2 separate regions of the Homo sapiens genome follow, and region 2 is linked to region 1. Evidence: read pairs that join two places in POLR2A ChIA-PET (ENCODE). Cell type or tissue: GM12878. All regions are shown on one strand. Each heading gives the region's core, and the rest is flanking DNA. Links, peaks and the distances in the headings are about the cores only. Region 1 has its middle 440 kb from the start of NELL2. Region 2 overlaps TMEM117 (transmembrane protein 117).

What was found. Peaks named below come from ENCODE experiments on the same cell type or tissue, not always from the same donor. Only the 100,000 strongest peaks of a DNase experiment are listed, where the experiment ranks them.
Region 2: POLR2A ChIA-PET joins it to region 1 with 5 read pairs; 2 of 35 experiments call an interaction of 5 or more read pairs at or near these places.

Annotation. Positions count from the first base shown.
Region 1 is chr12:44,429,342-44,434,732 of GRCh38, reverse strand. No RefSeq gene overlaps it. Among named protein-coding and RNA genes, the nearest start is that of NELL2, 440 kb to the left of the region's middle. In GM12878, for the core only: no CTCF peak of the experiment used is centred there; DNase peaks (open chromatin) are centred at 2,722 and 3,197; H3K27ac peaks cover 2,286 bases.
Region 2 is chr12:44,358,078-44,363,468 of GRCh38, reverse strand. The region is part of intron 6 of TMEM117 (transmembrane protein 117); the gene reads right to left. Among named protein-coding and RNA genes, the nearest start is that of NELL2, 520 kb to the left of the region's middle. In GM12878, for the core only: no CTCF peak of the experiment used is centred there; no DNase peak of the experiment used is centred there.

The sequences.
Region 1 (5,391 bases), core at 153-5,152:
GGAGGCATGAGGGAGCAAGAAGGCATGAGTTTCCACATTCTAGATGAATGCTAGGGGAGGTAGCTGTACTGGAGCTGTTTTGATGTGACCAGTAGTAAAAGGCGAGGGACAGGAGCTTAGGGAGAATCACAGGAGTCAGTTGAGAGTGCACAATGCACATCAGTCCCTGGGCTCTGCATCGAGATCTCCTGAGGGATCTTCTCCAGTCGTCTCTTCTGTGTGAGCTCTCTATGCCCAGCATTGGTATACTGCTTTCTCTTTCTTTCAATCTCCTATCCTTTGTCTCTCCTCCCCAAAAGACATCCTTCCTAACCTTCCAAATTCTCCTGAATTGCTTAAGGAGAGCAGGTTAACTCTCTGCCTTTCTTCTTACCCATCCCCGGTAAGTTGTTTCTAGATTCAGAACCCCTTAATACCTGTTAAAAAGTGCAGAACAAAGCAACTCATTTTTATTTATTGTCAATTTATACTATTTTATTCAAAATTATTTGTTGATACTTTCAAGAAAAAAAGTTATAAAAAGAAGACAATCCCTTACATTTCAGAAGTAAAGGAATTCAGTGTTATCAGTTACCCAAGATGATTTGATTACCGTAATTAGGTCTTAAATTTAGCTGAATTAAATTTCCTGGCAGTAAAGAAAAGAAAGAAGATGTGAGTTATGAAGCATTGACTTTCTGGCAGAAGAAAACATTCAAATTTGTTAGTAGAGAAACTTCTTTCATAAACTAAATCCAAACATGAATTTATTGTATGAGTCATTAAATAAGATGCTATGACTTTCAAAAGATGCTTAAGTGCTGCTAGTTTGCAGCAACATTACTGCAGCTGGAGGCCATTATCCTAAGTGAAATAACACAGAAACAGAAAATGAAATACCACATGTTCTCACTTATAAGTGAGAGCTAAACACTGGGTACACACGTGGATATAAAGATGGAAACACTAGACACTGGGACTCCAAAAGTTGAGAGGGAGGAAAGGATGGGGGCAAGGGTTGAAAAACTACCTATTGGATAATACCTTCACTATTTGGATGAAGGGTTCCCTAAAGGCCAAACCCAGCATTGTACAATATACCCATGTAACAAACCTGCACATACACCCCTGAATCTATAGTTTCAATAGATAAATAATGCTGTGAGCATGGATGGCTCTTGAATTGATACTCTGTAAAGCCTGAGGACATAATATCACATTGTAAGGGCAATTCTGTGGAATAGTGGAAAGCACATTGGAACTAGAGTTCAAAGGCCTGGATTTGAATCCTGGTCCTACAACTTTTGGGGATTTTGTAAAAGTTTACTGAGTTCTCTGAGCAACATTTTTCTTATCTACAAAGAATAATACTTGCTTTAAGTCTGTTTTATGGAAATTAAATAAATTAATAGACATGAACTTGTATAAATTTGTCTGTCTCAAGCTAGAAGATTAAATGTTTTTAACATTTTAATCTGAGAATAAGAAGAGAAATTACAACTACCAATACTTTTCTCACAGCATTTACTTTTATTTTTGCATTTGGCATACATCATTTTCTTCTATCAGAAATCTTTTTCCCATTTTAGAGGGAGAAAGTGAGGCTTTTGGATCCTGGATTGAGTTTGGCCCATAGATATCCATAGATTCTTTAAAAGACAAAACAACACAGAACAAAGCAACAGTGGTACCATTCTGCTTGACTGTTCTTTGAGGACCTGCTGGCATCCTTGTCTTCTAAGGCATTTCAGGAGAGTTCCGTACTGGGCTGAGCACGGTCTTTCTCTGAAGTGGGGAGACCAGTTGGCTTTATACCTTGATAGGCAGCAAAGCAGAGTTTTTTCCTGGAGTCCCAGTGGGGAACTGACAATTTTCCAAATTAGCCCACAAGAACAGAAACTGCTATATCTTCACCAGCACCCAAGGGAATGCTGATGTTCCAGGAGTATCAGAAGCACATTTTGAGCCCCAGTGATAAATCTAAGTGTGGGCAAAAAACTAGAATAATCCTCTGAGGGAACCCAAGTGTCTTTAAAAACATTCAATTATAACTCCTCAAAGGACTGATCTTCAACCTAAAACATTTAATAAATTCACTTTTAAAAATAATTACCGCTATTAAGGCTCAAATTTGAAGTCCAAATGATTAAATGGAAGAAATATTTGAAAATATAGAGAAAAAAATACAAACAGATAAAACCATCACGGAATATGTAAAAAGCTTAGGAGGCAGATCTAATTGGCATAACTTACAAATAATGAGAATTCCAAAAGAAGTAAAAAGAATATATGTAAGAGGGGCTATAATTTTTGTAAAGGGAAGGACATTTATCTAAGTTAAAGGATAACTGGAATCTGAATCTGCAAATTAGAGGGTTTGCTGGAATCCAGAGAGAAATAAATTAAAAAGAAAGACACAAAACTAGGCGTATCTAGATAACATTTCTGAGCTCTAAGAATAAGAGGAAGAACACTTACAAATTACCAGGAGGAATAAAAATGACTTACAAAGGAAAAACAGTTTTGTATCAGAGCTTTCAGTAGTGACAATAAAAACTAGACACTCGAAAAAAACCCTACAGACTGATGGAAAAAAAGAACTGCAGCCTAAGAATCTCATATCTTGGGATAATATTCTTTATCAGTTAGGATGAAAGATATTTGAGAACGTGCAAGAATTCACATAATGTCTATGCTACTATCTTGTCTGAGCAAAACTCACTTATGAGAAATTATGTCTGAGAAAAACACTCATATTATGAGAAAGACATACTAAATGAAACGTAACAGAAACTTCACTATCAGCAGTAGGAGGAAGTGAGAGACATTGGTTACATGCCAGTAATTCTGCTCCTCGTATAGTTAAATTTAAATGGATAATATAATGATAGAGTGATTGGGACCATGCAAAAGGAATGCTAAATAATAATTAGAAAGAAGAGATGCACGGCAATCAGGACAATCTCTAAGAGACTGCGCCGCTCGGGGCACCTCAGCCAGGTGTGGTGGGATGAATAATGCACCCCCCCAAAAGAAGTCCACAGCCTATTTCCAGGAACCTACGAATGTGCTATGTTATGTGACAAAGGGACTTTGCAAATGTGACTAAATCATGAACCTGGAGATGGGGAGATTATGTTCGATTATCTGTGTGGGATTATTCTTATCATATGAGTTCTTACAGGCATAGAAACTTTCCCAAGTATGGTCAGTGGGAAATTTGACTACAGAAGTGTGACAAGAAAGGTGAAATGTTGCTGGCTTTGTAAAAGAAGTACGAAGCATGAGCCAATGAATGCAGGAGGCCTCTACAAACTGAAAAAAGCAAGGAAACAAATACTCCCCCAGAGCTCCAGAAACATATGTCTACTGACACCCCAATTTTAACCCAGTGACATCCATATTGAACCCTAGCCAACAGAGCTCTAAAATAATAAGTATGCTTTGCTTTAAGTCACTAAGTTTGTGGTTATTTGTTGCAGCAGTAATAGGAAATTAATACTGTATATATATTTTATATGTATTATATATTATACATATATACATTATGTATACATATATATGTACTTTAAGTTCTGGGATACATGTGCAGAATGTGCAGTTTTGTTACATAGGTATGTGCAGGTTTGTTATGAAGGTATGCACGTGCCATATATGTATAATATATGTACTTTAAGTTCTGGGATACATGTGCAGAATGTGCAGGTTTGTCACGTAGGTATACACGTGCCATGGCACGTGTATAATATATAATACATATAATATCTATATATATACACACACACACACACACACACCAGTAAGTTCCCAAACTGGAGACTTTCCTTCCTTTTGTCCTAACTCTGGTGATTTCAATGTCTATATAGATGATCCCTCCAATATCTCGGTCTCTCAGCCCCTTAACCTCCTCAGCAATAATTTCACCTTCATCAATACTGAAAGAATGCCTTCTCTCAGAGCAAACCCTAGGACACACTAGTATTGATAACCAGACAACCTCCATGATATGAATTCTAGCCTTTCTTGTCTCTGATTACAACCTCCTATTAATCAGTTTATTATCTAAATTTCAAACTTCTTTGACCATACTCACAGAGACAAATACAATCAAATGATCGCCTTGACATTATCTCTCAATTTTTCAAATGTCTTCTCTTTCCTTCTTATCTACTTATTCTCAATATCTTATCACTTTAATTGTTGTTTTCATATACGTTCATCTTCTATGCCTTTCTCTTCCTGAATCATATTTGTCTGGCAAAACCCAGTTTAACTCAAACTCACAGCCTATTCTCAACCTACACTCACACAGTTTATTTCATGTTTGGAGAAAAAGACAAAAACGATCTTAACTTTTCTCTCTCTAAATCCCAAACTTACCTCTGTGTTGCCTGCCAATCCGATAGCATTTCACTGGTATAGCCTTCCTCCTATCCTCTGGAACAACTATGTCACAATGTATGTCAGACCTCTAGCATCTTTTTCCCTATTCTTAGCTGATGATCCTGTTTCCTCCTTCACTGAAAAAAAAAAAATTGAACCAGTGAGAACTTCCACAAGCTCACATCCCATCTACCACTTTGCTAGATCTAAATCCTACCTTCCCACCTGCACCTATGGCTCTGAGGCCACTCTCTCTACCTGTGTCCTGAATACTTTGCTCTCTCACCTCTTCAAGAACCTCACCCTGCAATTATCCCTTATCTTTCACTCTCCACTAAATCATGGCTATTGACATACACCTTACATTAATAATTCCCATTATAAAAATTATTTCCATGATCTTGCTTTTATCTACATCTCAGTCTCTGCTCTTTATTATAGCAAAGCTCCACCAAAGAGCTGTAGGAGCTCACTCTTTCCACTTCCTCCTCTCTTATTCTTTCTAAAACTCATTCTAATCAGTCTTTCATACCCACCATTCTAGCAAAACAGTACTTGTCAAGGTCACCAGTGGTCCCTCCCTACCTTGCCAAATCCATTGAGCATTCTCAGGTCCATCTTCATCAACTTATTGGTAGATTCCACACAATGATCACTCTTTTCTTGAAAAACTATCATGATTTTGCATCTGGGACACCATGTACTTGATTCACACACCTCACTGGCCACTTATCCTCAGTCTCCTTTACTGGTTCCACCTAATCTCCTAAATTTCAGAGTTCACCCAGGGTCAGTGTTAGGACATCTCCTCTCTACACTGAGTTTGTGATCTCACCTCATTCCATGGCAACAAGTACCATCCATACCCTCACTGCTCCTAAATTTATATCCCAACCTTGGAGCTTTTCCCTGAACTATAGACTCATATACTATTTCACTTGCTAGAATCAAATCCTTGGTGTAATTCTTGACCTCTCTCTTACTCTCATGTGGCAAATTTAATTTGTTGGAAAAGCCCACTCAGCTTCA
Region 2 (5,391 bases), core at 246-5,245, 71 kb after region 1:
AGATGTCCTTTAAAGTTACTTAAATGAAAGGAAATACATCTTCCTTTACTAATATGATTAAATATTTTGCTTGCCACCCTTCTAGCTGGGTACTGTAATTGATGCACTGTTCTAACAATGACCACTATTCAATGATCTCCCACATGTAGTAGATTCTGTACTAGGTGCAGCCTTTTACATATATTTCTTTGTTCTATTTTAAAAATGATACTACATGGCAGGTTTTATTTTTCTCATTTTGCAATTGGAGACACTGTGGCTCACAGAAGGCACCTGCCTTACCCACTGTAATACAGCTATAAATAGAAGAGTAAAAGCCAAACCTAGGTCTGTCCAGTCCCATGAGTGTTTTTGCATGATGGCAAGTAATTCAGCTTGTCCTGGCTCTAAATGACCTTACATTACTGTCTTGGTCTAACCATTGTTTCGTTTGTGTCTCTCATTAAACCACAGCTGGGTGTGGTGGCATGCACCTGTAGTTCCAGCTACTCGGGAGGCTGAGGATGGAGAATCACTTGAACCTGGGAGGCAGAGGTTGTAGTGAGCCGAGATCGCACCGCTGCACTCCAGCCTGGGTAACAGAGGGAGACTCCATCTCAAAACAAGCAACCAACCAAAAAAATAAAAAAAAAAAAGAAAAGGAAAGAAAAAAAGAAAAAGAAGCTGCCAAATTGTGTAGAGATGTTTGCCCACAGTTGTGTAGAGATAAAGTCTTCAGATTGCTCTTCTGGTTTAGTCCTTGTCACTTCTCTTTACTCTAACTATCTTTGATTTCCAACCATTATTTTTCATTGAAAATAGATCTTGCCTTTACCATCACAATTCTAAGCTAACACTTGTTTTGCTATCCTAGTTAACAACTAATCTCTTTCCTTTGCTTTTTTTTTTTAATTATTTTGTCTTTTATTTGTGCCATCACCTTTTATTTGCTAAATATTTGCACATTCAAGAACTGTTTGTGTCAGTCCCCCTACTAAGCCTTGATACAGCAATGAATCAGGTAGAAATGGCTCTAGGCTCTGTCCTCATGGGGTTTATAGTTTGAATATGGCATAACTACATACACAGAATAATTTCAGAAAATATTAGTGCTAGAGAGAAAATAAACCACGATAAGGATTGGGAGAAGCTACGTTAGATAGGGTAAGAAAAGACCTCTATGAGGTAAGAGCCTCTGCAGGGAAAGGGTACCAGGTGCTGTGATATGAGCTATGGTTGCAACCAGGACCAAAACAGATGGACAGAGGTTTACCATCAGGTCTGGTGGGAGTGACAGGTAAAAGAATGAGTAAAGAGCCAAATACGTGGTGATATGTTTTGCAAAGGAAATAAACTAGGGATTGAGAAAAGAAATAACAGAGGGCACCCTGCGAGGCATCTTGGAAGAAAGGACACCTAAGCTGGGGGATGAGGATGAGAATGATCTAGCCCTTGAAAAAGTAGAGAATATTGAGCAAAGCAAGTGCTCAATTACCTACTTCATGCCAGTGCTCTGCTAGATCTTAGAAATACAATGGTGAATGAAAACCCATGTGCACTCTGACTTTTTAGAGCACAGTCTAGAAAGGGAGTTGAACACTAATCAAACAATGATGGAAATAGACCTTAGTACTTCTCAGTTAACCTGTATGGCCATGCCTATCTATCACTCCCCTATCACAATGGCACAATTTTTTTTTGTGTATGTAACTCTTCTTGACTATTTTCCTAGTACCAGCACCAAAGAATCTTCTATTACAGCGTCACAACAGACTACCGTGTGGTGTTCATTAACTTCACATTTATGTATTAATTATACACTCCTTGAAGGTACACTTCTTTATGTCTCTCTCAGTCCTTAGCACAATAGTAGATGCGCGGTGGGAAGTAAAAACCATTTGGTTGTTTGATTATTCACCAATATTTAATAAGTGTTTACCATGTGCCAGAAACTGTGCAAGGCCTTGGAATACCAAAGACATCAATCAAAATTCTTGCCTCCAAGAAAGCTCATCCTCTAGTAGAAGAGGCAAACAAGTTAAACAATACTTACAGGATAATATGGAAGCATTGTATTAGTAATAGAGTCTTGAAAGAAGTTCCCTATGGACCCATTGGGGAATACATTCCTCATTCAAGCTCTGAGAGAATGAGTAAATTAACCAATCATTCTCTATCTTCCATTTTCTTGGTGACCACAGGTTGTTGAGAGTATGTAGCTCATCACTGTATTACAGGAGTAGGATGTAGCTGTATAAATTGCTCATCTTTGCTATAATTTGAAAACAAATTATAGCGTGGAGTTTTTAGTTTTAAACAGAGACCAAATGAACTTTTCTCAGTGGGTAGCTTTAATTTATCTAACTTTAGATTAATTGTCTTTTAGAGTCTGTGAAAAAATGTCTTTCTTATAATACTTTAAGTCCATTTTTCCCAAGACAGACCCTGCTTGTTAGACTGTGTGGTGAAATAGAAAATGCAATCTCTAGCACTGCTTCAATGCTCAGTTCATATCTTTGAACACTATTGCTAAAGCCATAAAAATGAGAATGGTTTGCAAAATTTCTGTCAGCTAGTAGAAATGTTTTGGTGTCCCATGTTAACTTCAGTCAATTTGCAACATTACTTAAAACCATACAATAGATAAAAAGGGGTATGTGACTTCAGATCAGCAAGAATATTATTGAGAACAGTGATTAAAACAAGATTCTCAAGTCCATGGTTAAGGCTGTATGCCTCATTCATATCTAAGCTAGTTTTGACTTCATATTCTCGACATCATTTAGATTGATTGCCATTTGGAAAAACACTGGCCTGACAGTTTCCTTGGTCAGTATTTACCTTACACATCAATATGTTTTTAATGTGTTTTAAATGTTTTTAAAAGCCAGTATTTTTAATCTTTGACTTTTTTTTTTTTTTTGAGACAGAGTCTCACTTTGTCACCCAGGCTGGAGTGCAGTGGTGTGATCTCGACTCACTGCAACCTTCACCCCTGGAGTTCAGGCAATTCTCCTGCCTCAGCCTCCCGAGTAGCTGGGACTACACCACCACACCCGGCTAATTTTTGTATTTTTAGCAGAGATGGGGCTTCACTATGTTGGCTGGTCTAAAATGCCTGACTTCAGGTGATCCTTCCACCTCGGCCTCCCAAAGTTCTGGGATTACAGGCATGAGCCACTGCGCCCGACCTAATCTTTGACTCTTGAGGTAATCACTTTGGTACATGATACCATGTAACAACCTGTCACCAAAAACAGTAATACACACATGTCATTTTCTCCAGTGCTTCCATAATTAATAAGAAAAATTTACAATTATATTTACTTTCTTAAAATGGGGCTTTAGGTATTAGTATACACACATACACACTTTCCTAATTATTTTCATAGAACATTTGACCATGTAAATTAAAATTAAGAAGAATACAGAGAAATTACATGTTCCAGTCAAGTAAATCTACTTTTAAAAAACAGGTACAAATTTATGTTTTCTTTGAGATTCAACTTTTTATTTTTAATCTGGTTTCATACTACCAAAGAAATTGAATTGAATGATGATGTGATAAAAATAAAATCAAACTACTTGTTTGTGCACAGACAAAAATAATTGCTAACATTTTTACTTTTAAAATAGCTGCCTTGGAAACTTGTAAACATAGTTTGTAACGTGTAAATATAGTTGGTTTTTAGTAATTTTCTTATTCCTTTTTTTCACTTACATGTTAATTTGAGAGTATGTTTATGCAGTCATGTTTAAATGTACTTACATATCCATATTAATCTGGTAATTCTATTCCCGGAAATTTTCTCTGCTAAGGAAATAATTAAAAACATAAAAGATCCATATGCATAAAGATAGATTTTCAATCTATTGTTATTTATTATGGTGAAAATGTGGAAACTGCCTTTTGGTAGAAAAGAGTAAAACAAATTATGGTTTATAATTCCATGGAAAATTATACGGCTACTCAGAATTATAAGTATGCAAACTTTATGATATATAATTAAGTGAAAAATACATAATACAAAATTGAATATATGGTATAATTTTATGTGGAAAATCACAGATGCACAGTAAAAGCAAAACAAAAAGACATAAGGTAATATATCAAATTAGTTTTATTATTGTAGTAAAATTATAGATGGTTTTAAAATAATCTTGCTTTTCAAATTTTGAAAGTATTTGTATATTATTTTAATTTTGTGCACACATATATATATATACACACTCTAGACACTTTGTTATTTTCTCACAGCAATTCTTTTACTTTTTTTTTTTGCCTTAAATCTCCCTTTAATTCCAACATAGTCAATATCTTCCTTTAAACTCTAACCTTATATCCTCTTATAAATCTTGCTTTCATTCCATCTTGCTTTTATTTACTTTTGGTTGGAGAAATTCCTTTTCAGCTCTGGGTTCAAAGGGGATATAATATCACCTGCCTTCTTTCAATGTCTCCAGAGTGCTGTGAGATTTAATGGGATAATGTCCACACAGCACTTTATGCTCCTTAGAGAAAGGTGCTATATAAAAACAATGCATCATAATTATATATGTTATTACGAAACCCACAGAGATATTACAGCTACAATTTAGCACAAGTAGATGGGTTGGACTAACTCCTAGTTAGTTGCAGGCTGGGCCATGTCCCTTTACACCAAACTCCCAGGAGTGGGAGGAGGTTGCTGCTTCTCCCTCCTGGCACTTGAAGTACCAAAAATGCAAAGCCTCAGCTCTTCTCAATGTTACAAACAGAACATTTCAGTTTTCATGTACCATCTTTAAAAAAATCATAGTATGTCATTTATGTTTACTTGATATTCTCATTTTCATTCTCTCCCCCTTCCCTGGCTTGGTTCCAACTGAATACATTTCCAATCTATTTATGGAAGATAAACTTACAGAGCCAGGGTTAAAGGCAGATATCACTGACTACTGGAAATTATCAGGTGACATGAGGGATTGTGTATTAATGAAGAATAACACAATCTCTGAGTAGAATTAGAGGTCATTTAGCATAGCCAACAACTACCTGATGTACATCACCTATCCATTTGTTCACAAGTGGCCAACCATCCTCTGAGAATTTCTAATTAAAGAATACTTGCTACTTCTTTATTTCATTTTTTTCAATTTTATTTTATTTCATTTTAAAATTAATTTCAACTTTTATATTCATGGGTTATATATACAGGTTCATTACCTGGATATATTGTGTGATGCTAGGTTTGTGGTATGATTGATCCTGTCACCATAGTACTGAGCATAGTGCCCAATAGTTAGTTTTTCAACCTTTGACTGCCTCCCTCCCTCCCTGCCTCTAGGAATCCACAGTGTCTTTTGTTGCTTTATGTCCCTGTTTATCCACTGTTTAGCTCCCACTTATAAGTGACAACATGTGGTATTTGG